Linked DNA regions of Homo sapiens: region 2 is linked to region 1. The links are chromatin contacts, found by Hi-C or POLR2A ChIA-PET in ENCODE. All regions are on one chromosome and are shown on one strand. The core of a region is the stretch at or near the end of the contact, and the rest is flanking DNA. Distances in the headings are between cores, read along the strand shown. Region 1 overlaps BNC2 (basonuclin zinc finger protein 2). Region 2 overlaps BNC2 (basonuclin zinc finger protein 2).

The links. A loop is a pair of places that touch in the nucleus more often than their neighbours do. ChIA-PET counts read pairs that join two places held with the same protein, here RNA polymerase II (POLR2A).
Region 2: a loop to region 1 is called in a map of B cell, with 5 times the contacts of the local background. The contact joins two enhancer-like sites. A Hi-C loop is called at or near these places in 4 of 168 maps with a recorded cell type or tissue (B cell, heart right ventricle, psoas muscle and 1 more). POLR2A ChIA-PET finds 5 or more read pairs at or near these places in 2 of 52 experiments (HEK293 and PC-9).

Annotation. Positions count from the first base shown.
Region 1 is chr9:16,439,940-16,446,069 of GRCh38, reverse strand. The region is part of intron 5 of BNC2 (basonuclin zinc finger protein 2); the gene reads left to right. Among named protein-coding and RNA genes, the nearest start is that of LINC03041, 170 kb to the right of the region's middle. Within about 2 kb of position 3,274, at least 4 of the 41 ENCODE cell types and tissues checked have a DNase peak (open chromatin) inside an H3K27ac peak, as active enhancers do; they include PC-9, where a contact is called at or near this core.
Region 2 is chr9:16,502,912-16,509,041 of GRCh38, reverse strand. The region is part of intron 5 of BNC2 (basonuclin zinc finger protein 2); the gene reads left to right. Among named protein-coding and RNA genes, the nearest start is that of BNC2-AS1, 220 kb to the left of the region's middle. Within about 2 kb of position 3,766, at least 3 of the 41 ENCODE cell types and tissues checked have a DNase peak (open chromatin) inside an H3K27ac peak, as active enhancers do; they include PC-9, where a contact is called at or near this core.

The sequences.
Region 1 (6,130 bases), core at 2,025-4,524:
GATTTAATGTTAATGTTAGCATGTCAGCTAACAAAGACTAATAAGTTATTTATCTTGATGGGAACTTCTTTAATACAAAGTTTTCTGAGAGCCCCAACATTCTAACTAATGGTGGATATTCCTGTAGCATTCATTTCCCCTTGGGCAGAGGAAGAATAGGAAAGATATTTCAAATTAAGTCCTTTATTATCTGGATGAACTGAATGTAGCATTAGCTGTGTAATCACAGCAAGCTGGTATACACCTATCTCTAATGTTTGCATACTTACTTCATGACAAAGGCAGTTTGGGGTGGATGAGGAAAGCATATTTGTTCACATAGGTCAATGTTAACAAGTAAAGTCCAGTCTGAATTTTTATTTCGAAATCATTCTTTCTGCCCATGCCACACCCTGAAGACTCTCACTCATGGGGCATCCCTGTCCTAGAGAGGAGAGTAGGGATGTGATTGGTCAGCATTGTATTTTGAAGGTAAAGGGATGCTGTTGAGAAATTCTGCAAAATACAAATTTCCAAATCATGAAAATTGAGTAGGGCTTTCGTTACCCAAAACAAATGTTGATTTAAAAAAAAAAAAGTTCTAATTTGAACCATTTGGTACATACAACCGTGATATGAATGAGTATGTTTCATTCTGCCTACAAATATTACAGTTGTTCCAGCTGGCCTCCTAGAAACATTAGCCCGAAGTTCTGGAAAAGCACAGTCACATAAAAGAGCTTTGTGTGAATAGAGAATGGTGTAATTTTGTTTACTTACACAAGCAAAGTGCTCTGATGTATATTGTGTATGCTAGCGGTGCATCTTCCTCCGTCAGTGCCCAGCAAGAAATATGTGTTTAATGTAAATCTGCTAAAACAAATAAACATGCCAAGTTCTTTTTCCACGATTTTAAGTGTTTCTCAGAAATTATCAAAACATTGCTTGAAAAATTTCCCTAAATGCTTCCCAGAATCTATTGTTTTCAATGAGAATTTTTTTTGTGTGGCCATTTTTATTCTTCTCCCCATCTTGCCTGCTCATACTTACACACTTGCAGGCACATAGACACACAACATTGATCCATGCACACTTTGGAAAGCCAAGTCTTATAAATTAGAGAGATAAACATAATCTAACAAAAAAGGGAAAAAATGACTCTGAAATAGTAGGGAGCAGTCAGATCAGTTAAACTTTTTGACTGAGGGTTTAAATACTGGCTTTAGAATGACAATTTAAGGTTGAAATATCTGCTTATTACATATGGACCCATCTCAGTTACAAAACAGGTAAATAGCGGGAGAATGAGAGAGAAGAGGACTGCACATATTATGTATAAGTGTTTTCTTCAGAACTGTTTGTAATGCTCAAAGGTTTCTCTTCCACAGAATATCTCCCTGAAACTCCTGCTTTCAGCACTCAGAGCCACCTCTTTCCAACCCACATGTGGGATCTAGGAGTTTTCCATTTGCTGACCCCTAGCTAGAAGTTTGTTGAATGCCCCTGTTCATATTACCTGAGATAATGGTCTGAGCCTATCACTCACTCCTGAGGTGATCCAGAAGTTAGATGGTATATCTCCTAATTTCTGGGTCACATTCTGATACATGTCCACCTAACCAAGAGGTCAGCACACCGGCAGGTGTAGGCAAGCAAAGGCGGATTATCAGTGTCTTGCAGAGTGTCTGCGAAGGTGTGTGTGCATAGCACATACCTGCTATATATTGGTGTTAGCTCTGTAGGGAGGTAGTCTCCATAGTTTTATGATTACACACCCCATTAGTAAAAATTTGTGAGCATGTACCCCCATTTATATATATGTAAAGCTGTTTCTAAACTCTGTGTGTGTGTGTGTATGAATGATACTAGCAAAAAATCACCTTTAGGTAAAAATAAATAGGAGTTTTCATGTTGACTCACCATGTCACAGTGGATTGTCTTGCATATTCCACTAATAGGAGCAAATGGGAGCATGTGTGCCTGTGATTTGGCCGTGCTGTAATACAGGAGGAAAGGAGTAAGGTGGCTTATAAACAGTGGAAAGCTGTACATGTTGAGTTATGTGTGTGAGAGTTCAAGCAATTTGCGTGATTTAATTTTTTGAATTAACTTCATTGAAGTATACTTTCCATACAATAAAATCCGCCAATTTTAAGTGTACAATCTATGTGGCCATAAAAACCTCAGCACAATCATGGTGTACAACATTCTCACCACCCCAAAAGTTCCCTAGTGTTGCTTTACACTCAGTCCCTTTCCCCTGGCAACTACTAATCCACTTTATGTTCCCATAATCTTACCTTTTCCAGAATTTCATATGCTTGGAACAGTAGCGTATGTATGTCTTTGGGTCTAACGTCTTTCATTCTTAGCATAATGCTTTTGAAGAGTCGTCCATGTTGTAGTCGGTAGCTTAGTTCTTTTTATTGTGCAGTACTATTCCATTGTATAGATATCTCACAATTTCTTTACCCCTAAGACTTGAACATCTAGAAAACCTGGTAAAATTTATGATTTAAGTTTTGCATAGCATTGTTTCATCAATTTTTAATTCAGCAATTACTGTTTCATTTTACCTAATGGAATACTTAAGCTAGGTAGGCTTGAAATTTGGTAATTTCTCTACTTTCTATCCAATCTGTTTCTCTTGCTTTGATATTTGAATTAACCCAGAAGGAAAAAGAATAGAAAAGTACAATAGGAAACTGATTATGAAAATAAATTGCCAATGTGGTTATGATGAAATAATTTCTTAAGATAGCACACTGTGCCAATCTAGACATGAAAAAATAAACATATCTCACAAACCTCTGATTTTGTTTTAGGTAGTCAGCAGTCCCTACAGGTCAGTGTCATTTAATTAAAAGCTCTACAGTTATATCAAGGGGGAAATACTTTTAGTTTTTAGCTAATCATTTTAGTATTTTCCATTAAATTATACCTTAAACTTGACTGAAAATAAGTTCATATGATTGAGTCTTTTAAACTGTTTGCTTCTTGTTTTGCTTTTTTTTTTTTTTTTTTTTGACAGAGTCTCACTCTGCAACCTTCACTTCCTGGGTTCAAGTGATTCTCATGCCTCAGCCTCCCGAGTAGCTGGGGTTAGAGGTGCCCTCTGCCACACCTGGCTAATTTTTTTGTATTTTTAGTAGAGACGGGTTTTCATGGTGTTGGCCAGGCTGGTCTTGAATTCCTGACCCCAGGTGATCCGCCTGCCTCTGCCTCCCAAACTGCTGGGATTACAGGCATGAGTCACCGTGCCCGGCTGCTTATTTCTTAACAATTTGACTACTGGAGCACATAGGCCTTAGATCCGTGCTGCGTCCAGTGTTTCTTCCTCACTTCCATTCTTGGACAGAAAGAAAGCAGTTGTTTTCCTGTATGCTGTGATGTGAGTTGTAGCCTGCCATGAACACAGGTGGGCTCCTTGTTGGACTGAGCTTGAGGTCCCTCGACAGTCTGATTATCCCAAAGCCCCTTATTTGGTTTCTCTTCCATCTCTTCACATCTGTTCCTTCCCTACTATCCCTCTTTCCCAATAAGGGAAACCAATCAACCTTATTTTACTTTGATTTTAAAACTATAAATCATTGAAGTGCTTTGATGTGGGAAAGGACTCAGATAAAACCATTTAAACCATGCATTTGATCCTACAACAAAAAGTTTTAAAAAGTCACTTGGCAGAGCCATACAGGAACAGGGTGCCAGATTTCTACAAGTGATAATCACCAGTTCCAATGAAGTAACAAAAGGAAGTCTTTTTATTTCAAATGTGTAGGTGTAAATATTTTAAGTCTTTTATACTTTTTCTGAACCCAGTAAAACTGGTTTATAAGTCTATATTATTTGGTGTTACTCATCTTTTAATTAACAGTATAGCCAGTTATTTTCACAGGAAATCAACACTTATGATAATAACTCGCATTTAACTTAACAGGGTAAATCTTATTATCCTCATTTTGTCAATAACATTTTTCAACCTGAAGGGTTAAAAGTCACTGTACTCTGGTTACAAATGGGAAAACCTAAAAGAATTGACTTACCAGCTACAAAATTGCAGGGAGGGCCAAGAGTTCAGTTATGTACTCTGATGTTAACATATTATTCATGCATAAGACCAGTGGCCCAGCATGAGTTGGTCGGTAGTTGGGATCTTCGTCCTAGCCTAACAGACTGAATTTTTGTTTTATTAGTGTTTATTCCACGATAATACCTAATTCTTTTTATAGCTCCAATTTACTTTTGTAAAGTTTATTTGACAATTTATACTGTTTGCAAGGAGGACTAGTTTTTCCAATACTTAAGTTAAATACAATAAAAATAAATTGACTAAAAAAATGTATCATGCCTTTAGTTGTTGCAGCAGTGTCCACTTGTCCCAAATTTTCCAAATGGTTACTTTTGTTCCAGATGAGTTAAAAAAAGAAAAGAGCCATCCAACTGACATTGGTCCATTTTTGAATAGCAATATAGACCATGCATAGAGGTCGTTACCTTCACAGAAGACTCTTAAACTAGTGATTCAGAATCAAAGCACCAAACCATACTTATTTCTATCACAAAGATCTTCAGAAAAAAACTTGGCATTTCTTTTTTCCCTTTGATGCTTTCTAACTCCCTTCAACGAGGTTAGTCAAAGATACAGTAAAACTGCTAGCCATTCTTAGCATCCAGCTTGCACACTTGTTAGGTTGTGTAAGATCAATTTGTTTCTTGTTGCAGTCTCTCCATTTATAAATGTGGTGAATTAGATAATCTTGATCAAATTGATAATGATTTTTTGGTTTTTGAGACAGTCTTGCTCTGTTGCTCAGGCTGGAGTGCAGTGGCACTATCATGGCTCACTGCAGCTTCAACCTCCTGGATTCAAGCAGTCCTTCCACCTCAAACTCCCAAGTAGCTAGGACTATAGGCACGGACCACCACACTTGGCTAGTTTTTTAATTTTTGTAGACAGGGTCTTGCCATGTTGCCTAGGGCTTAAGCCATCTTCCACCTTGGCCTTCCTAAATGTCGGGATTATAGGCATGAGCCACAACGCGCAGCCAATGATGACTTCTTTGGAAAGGACACCTATGGCACTATCAAGGGGACTCTAGTTTGGTGTTATAGAGCTATGTGTCCCGTTCTTAAGTCTATTTGTTTGCAAATATGCTTTGTTGTTTATCTGTGTAAATATAAATTGCTGCTTCTATTACCACTATAAATAAAGCTTCTCTTTTATGATTCAGGAACTAGCAAAGTTCTAAATCATACTTACCTGGATCTCTTTCACCAGAAGCAAGTGGTTTAATGTAACAGACTCCATTTTAGCAGAGACAGCAACTAAGCGCTAGAAGACAATCTGAAAAGCAGTGGTTTTAGAAATAGTAGTGGGCATTGTGGTGGGCCAGGAGAAACCATATGGGACTGCTCTGTACTGTAGGGAGAAAGAAGATAAAGGGTGATGGAAATGAGATGCCTCAGGTGGGACTGATCAGTTCCTATGGTTTCTGAGGTGCATTTTAATGCCAGAGGCTGCCAGTTGTATAAGTATATCACTGACATGTAGATTTAGGTACAGGCTACCTTGGAAGAACCTGGGGAAGATATGACTGTACATTGCTCAGATTGAGGCTCAGCCTGAGAAATTAATCCGTAGTGAAAGGCTCTGTAAAAGAACACTCAAGAGAGTAGATTTGATGGTACAAGAAAGATGGTATAGAAGAGGACATTATAGCACTCTAGAGAAAGACTTCCTCAGAAGTCCTGCTCTTTACTACCACAGACTCAATGGGCTTACCTGGGGAATGGCATCATGGAATGACAGCCACTGAGTACTGTGGACACACTCTAAACTTAGAGTCAGAATTTTTGTGTTCAACTCCTGGGCCTTCAATTAGTATCTTGACAGCCTTAACAACCTATCTTAGCTTTCTTCTCCCCTGATTTCTCATCTGTTCTCTGAGCTCTGGAAGTTACGATAGGGGTGAAATGAGATAATGTATTTAAAGTCACAACTTATTTCTCTATTTACCTATAGCACCAACATTCTTCCATGTTACCCCTGTTCCAAAAGCAGAATGTGAATGATACCAACTGCTGTGAGTGAGGTTTTGAAAATGGCGATGGCCGGACTTCAGGATCATCTGGGGTTGCCATGTGCCTGCAC
Region 2 (6,130 bases), core at 2,517-5,016, 62 kb before region 1:
CCTGGGCAACATAGTAAGACTCTGTCTTTACTAAAAATAATAATAATTAAAAAAACAGCCAGGTGTGATAGCATGTACTTGTAGTCCCAGCTACTTGGGAGGCTGAGGCAGGAGGATTGCTTGGGCTCAGAAGTTCGAGGTTACAATGAGCTAATTGTGCCACTGCACCCCAGCCTCGGTGACAGAGCAAGACAATGTCCTAAAAAGAAAAAAAAAAAAAGATGTGCAAAACATACACAGAGGAGGGAAAGAGTAGAGAAGTAGACTGATTTGTGGGCAGAAGGCAGAATATCCTGGATAGAAGAAAAGCAGATAGTTGAAAAATTAACTTTGTGGGGGCTAGCATAGTGTATGAAAATTTGGATTTGGGCCTCTGGGCATAAAGAGCCAAGAACCAATAAGAATTTTGACCTGCGTGGAACAATAGGATGAAAATTTCATGACCAAAGAATTCTGGCCATAATAAATTCAGGTGTGAAGAAATTAGAAGAATTTTCTTCAGATATTCAAGCCAACATGTACATGCCAGAAATACAACAGAATGGATAGTGGCTTGAACGTCTTGTAGGGAGAGAATCAACAAGAATTATGATGTTTTTTTACTGAGCATTAATAGTGAGAGATCGAAGGACTGTGTCTCTTTTGTTGCTTTGTATTATTAATTGCAAGATGTTGGTGATACAGTCTACCCAAGTATGTGGCAAGAATTCTACATACCAAAACCTGTTTAAGAGTTGACTGATGTGTTGGAAATGTCCGCGATGATCAAGTCCAAGATGTCTTTGACCAGAAGTCCTGAGGACCTATGGAGCAGAATAAGTAAGTCTCCTTTTAGGGTTTATAGCAGAATCTTAAAATTTGTTAGTGTGTTGAATTATGGACAAAGAAGCAATGCGGACCTTTGTTGCAGTACTTAAACTTTATATGCTGTTGTTACCTGTTTTATCTCTCTCACTAGACTTCAAATTCCTTGTGGCAGAGAAAGTATTTCTTGCTTATCTTCTTATACTCTGTGCCTAGTAAAATGCTTGATAGGTCATCAATACTCAATGACTAAAATTTTCTGTAATTTGCATTCTCATTGGTAGTGAAGTATTATAATAATGAACGATTGTTATGTACTGTTCCATTTAACTCTATTTTGGAATGTTCTCAATAGTTTGGCCGCTTTAAGCAAGTGGGAGAATATTCTCAATTATATTTGGGTTTGTACTAGTGCTATGTGTAATTAAGGTTCATTTATTTATTACTAAGTGTTTATTATGGACCTACTATATGAGCAAGTTGTTGAATGGAAGCGTAGAAGAAGGAAATAGGCCAGGCGCGGTGGCTCGCACCTGTAATCCCAGCACTTTGGGAAGCCAAGGCAGGCGGATCACAAGGTCAGGAGTTCAAGACCAACCTGGCCAACATAATGAAACCCTGTCTCTACTAAAAATACAAAAATTAGCCAGGCATGGTGGTGCGTGCCTGTAGTCCCAGCTACTCAGGAGGCTGAGGCAGGAGAATCGCTTGAACCCGGGAGGTGGAGGTTGCAGTAAGCTGAAATTGTGTCACTGCACTCCAGCTTGGGCAACAGAGTGAGACTTCGTCTCAAAAAACCAAAGGAAAAAAATGAGCTAGGTGTGGGGGCATGCGCCTGTAGCCTCAGCTACTTGGGAGGCTGAGGCAGGAGAATCGTTTGAACCCAGGAGGCGTAGGCTGAGCCAAGATCAAGCCACTGCACTCCACACTCCGGTATGGGCGACAGAACGAGACTCCGTCTCAAAAAAAAAAAAAAAAAAAAAAAAAGCAAATGGACACACTGCCCTCAAAAGGCTTGTAGACAAGGGAGAAAGATGAGATTTCTCTATTAATAACTGCACTGTTTGGTAGAAAATACTATGTACAATATGAGATGTCTAGATATAAAGTGCTGTAGAAGTTTTTGAAAGTAGGAAAGGTTCCTTTTATTCCAGAAGGTCAGGCGGGCCTTATAGAGAAGTGTAGGCTGGGCTTGGTGGCTCATGCCTGTAATCCCAGCCCTTTGGGAGGCTGAGGTGGGCAGATCACTGAGGTCAGGAGTTCAAGACCAGCCTGGTCAATGTGGTGTGAAACCTTGTCTCTTACTAAAAATACAAAAATTAGCCGAGTGTGGTGGCATGTGCCTGTAATCCTAGCTACTCGGGAGGCTGAGGCAGGAGCATCACTTGAACCCAGGAGGCAGAGGAGGCAGTGAGCCCAGATTGCACCACTGCACTCCAGCCTGGGTGACAAGAGCAAAACTCCAAACAAACAAACAAACAAAAAAAACCAAACAAACAGCCTGGCCAACATGGTGAAACCCCGTCTCAACTAAAAATACAAAAATTAGCTGGGTGTGGTGGCGGGTGACTGTAATCCCAGCTACTCGGGAGGCTGAGGCAGGAGAATCGTTTGAAGCAAGGAGGTGGAGGTTGCAGTGAGCTGAGATTGCACCATTGCATTCCAAGCCTGGGCGACAAGGTGAGATTCCGTCAAAAAAAAAAAAAAAAAAAAAAAAAAAAAAAGAGGAGAGAGAGAGAGAGAAGTGTACTTTATCTGATCCAGTAAGGGTAGATAAAATTTCAACTTGCCAGATGACACAGGGTCAGAAAATCATGAGACCTATTTAGGAAACAGCAGATAATTTCACTTAAGCGTGGGATTAAGAAGAGTCACAGGAAAGAAGCTAGTTATATCCAGGACTTTCCTTGACAAATAATGGTTGTCTTCCTGAAGGTCTTTTGAGGTCTCATCCAGAGCCGAGTGGGTGGCCTTCGTCTACTCTCACATAAGTATTTTTGTGACTTTTCTAAAAACTTGTTATGCCTGTAAAAAGTTTGTGGAACTCAGTATTTTTTTTAACCTACACTTGACCATTAAAAAGGTAAAAACTTTTCTACAATTTCCATCCAAGTTTTAATGGGAAAAGTTTGCGATAGATTTTTAAAAGCTTTCATGGCCCAGTGTCTGTGCCAGTTTCGTCAACTGGCTTTTCAGAGTCCACTTCTTACTAAGTCTTTGGACTAAAAGTGAAAAGAGCTTCCAGAAAGCTACAATTATGCTTTTTATTTGAGGAAGTGTTTCTGGTTGCTGTACTCCAGAATTTTTGAAAGAGATTGTAAATGTGGTTAATGCGACTTTGTGTACCTGTGACTGTCCTACAAATGTGCTAAAATGAGACTCTGGCCTTACAGCTTCAGAAACTGACTTGTTCTGCTTGGGGTGTTAATATTATTACGAATGCTAACATGAAATTCAAATCACCTGATTGAAGTTCTTAGCACTGTGATTAATGGATGAATTTAGGAGAGGGAACTATATATGATTTTTTTTTGTCTTTAACTGTTACTGATAAGGACTCAGAATCTTTCTGATTCTCTTTTAAAAAGTTTTCTCTGTAAACTTAAAGCACTATTTTCTTTTAGAACAGCTTTAGTGTTTCAAGCTTAAAATCTTCTCTCTTTAAATCCTGGCTGCATATTTGGCTCTCTCCCTCCAGGCAGAGTTTTCTCCAGACCTTGGTTGGCTCTGAATCCCAAGAGTTAAGACAGCCTAGCTTCTATAAATCAGGAGACAGCTTCATTATCAAAGTTATGTGTTTTCACCTTCATAGATAGCCAGTCTTAGTGTTGGTGCCTGGCCCTGCCTTATCGTGTAACCATCAGCACTGCATACTGGAATGTTCTTTGTTTCGATTATTTACTCCTTCTATAAACAAAGATTAGAGCAAAAAATGTCAGTACTGGGCCCCAAGCAGTGGTGACTGTTACTGGAAAATTGCAGTGGCATGGTGTGGGATGTGATTTGCTACTCAGGCAGGATAGCACTGACTTGACAGTTATAATTATTTCTGAGTTCTGTGCTGCATCTCTTTTATACATTTTATCTCATTTATACATTTTATCTCATTTATCTTCCCAGAAGATAGGTTCTGTTCTTTCCATTTTACAGATGAGGGAAACAAGGCTCAGAAAAGTTAGCAGTATTGCCTCAACTTACGTTGTGAGTGGCAGATAGTTGTGTTTCAAACCTGGACAGTTGACTTCATAGTCTTCTCTTTTACCTACTACATGATAAAGAAATTCCAAAGATGACACTGTTTAAAATAATGTTACCTAGAATTTGAGCTTCTTGTAACCATTACATGGTCCCACAGTTTTGTGGGGTTTTTTGTTTTTTAAGAGATGAGGTCTTGCTGTGTTGCCCATGCTGGAGTGGAGTGGCTGTTCACAGGTGCGGTCATGGCACACTGCAACCTCGAACAGCTGGCCTCAAGTGATCCTGCCGCCTCAGCTTCCTCAGTAGCTGGGACTATAGGCATGTCCTACTGTGCCTGGCTGGTTCCACAGTTCTAATTTGTTAGCGCAGGATGAGAACACATTTTTAGTATTGAAATTTTTATTTATTTATTTCTAGTTTTTTACAGAAGATCTAGAGATAATGGAATTTATCAAATCTTGACTGATCTCCAGTATTTGGAGGGTCTGTATCTTTCTTGCAGCTTTCAGGGTCTACTTTATTTAAGAGTTTACATTTTAATCTGAATTCAGGGAAAAAGCAAAGTTATTAACCAGTCTATTTTGGGAGTCAGTATGTCACAGAGGTTCATGAAGCATCTTGTATCATTTGGAATAGATATAATTGTGAGAGAGGAAGACAATTATTTCAGAATATGTGGACTTGGATTCTGGAATACATGTATTAATACATGTATTCATTCTGGAATACATGTATTAATACATGTATTCATTCTGGAATACATGTATTATTCCAAACTTTAAGAAGTTTGATTCTCAGTAAATGGTATGACTAACTACTTTTTTTGGAACATGATTACTTATCTTTATAAGCATTTTCACATACAGTGTAGGAAAATAATCCTTATTTCGCAGATGAGGAAACTATGACTTAGATAAATGGGTGCTGTTGCTAAGATGACATCTAGTAGGTGCAGGTGATGTGTTTTTGCTTAAATTTGCCATATGGATTCCGACTTGCCTGTAGGTGCTGGGTATGTTTATAAGATCAGAGTATATTCATTTCTTGACTAGAATAAGTATGTTTTCTGATTCACTACAAGGTTATTTTTCTTACTGAACTATAATTCCTGGATAAAACCTCTTGAACTTAATAACTATCACCATAAATATGTTTAATGGGTTTATTGGCATGTTGAAAAGTGTATTGTGTTGGCACATGAAGAGGCCCACATAATTGCTAAATAATGGTCCTTAAGGTATTTATAAAGGTGTTATTGATTTGTAGTTTGTATATCCATATATATTTATAACATTCTGGTGACAAAGAAAAACTTGAGTAAACATTGTCATGTCTGTGGATATCAGTGATAGTAAAAAGTTGAGATATGCCTTATTTAGGTCCACTCTTCCAGATTATCATTAATCAGATTTTTTTGAGAGACTGCTTGACCCCATTTTCCTATTTCTTGAATTTGTCCTATCACCATATGATTAGAGACCTAGTTCTCAACGAGTGACTGTATTTCCTGATGTTGACTGAAACATGAATGTCCTCTCCCCTTTCCTCACTGCCTTTGGGCCCATGTATTTTGTATTTTTGATTTAGAAAAAAAAATTCTTAGGGAAACAAAAATGAGTAAAAAAAAAGTTAGATGGATTGTGAGGGCATGAATTAGAGTAGGCACAGGATTGTTAATTTGTCTCCTTCTGCACATCCGTGGTATAGTGTTTGGAGCTTGGCCCAGGAAGAATGATATTCTGCTTTGTTTTTTGACCCTCAAAATATCCTCGTTCTTGGCTATACCCAGAGTTCCTTAGAAATGATGTTTGTTGTAACGTTTTGGGACAAAATTGTGGGAGGGGGCTGGAGGAGGGTGGTAAACCATATATATTACACTTTAAAAATGTTTTTCCTCTTATATTCTTTTCTGTTTTTCTTTCAAATACTCTCTGTAGCAAACTGTGCGCAATTTCTCTTCTTCATGTGAAAATTTATCTCAGGGCAAGAGACAATTCATTTAACTGTCATGAATTCATTTAACTTCCATGTGCTTTTGGAAAGTCTTGGTACGCTTTCATTGATTGAGTTACAATCCCATAAATCTAGGGTAGATTAGAATACGCTTGTTGTAGCTCTTCCTTTAGGT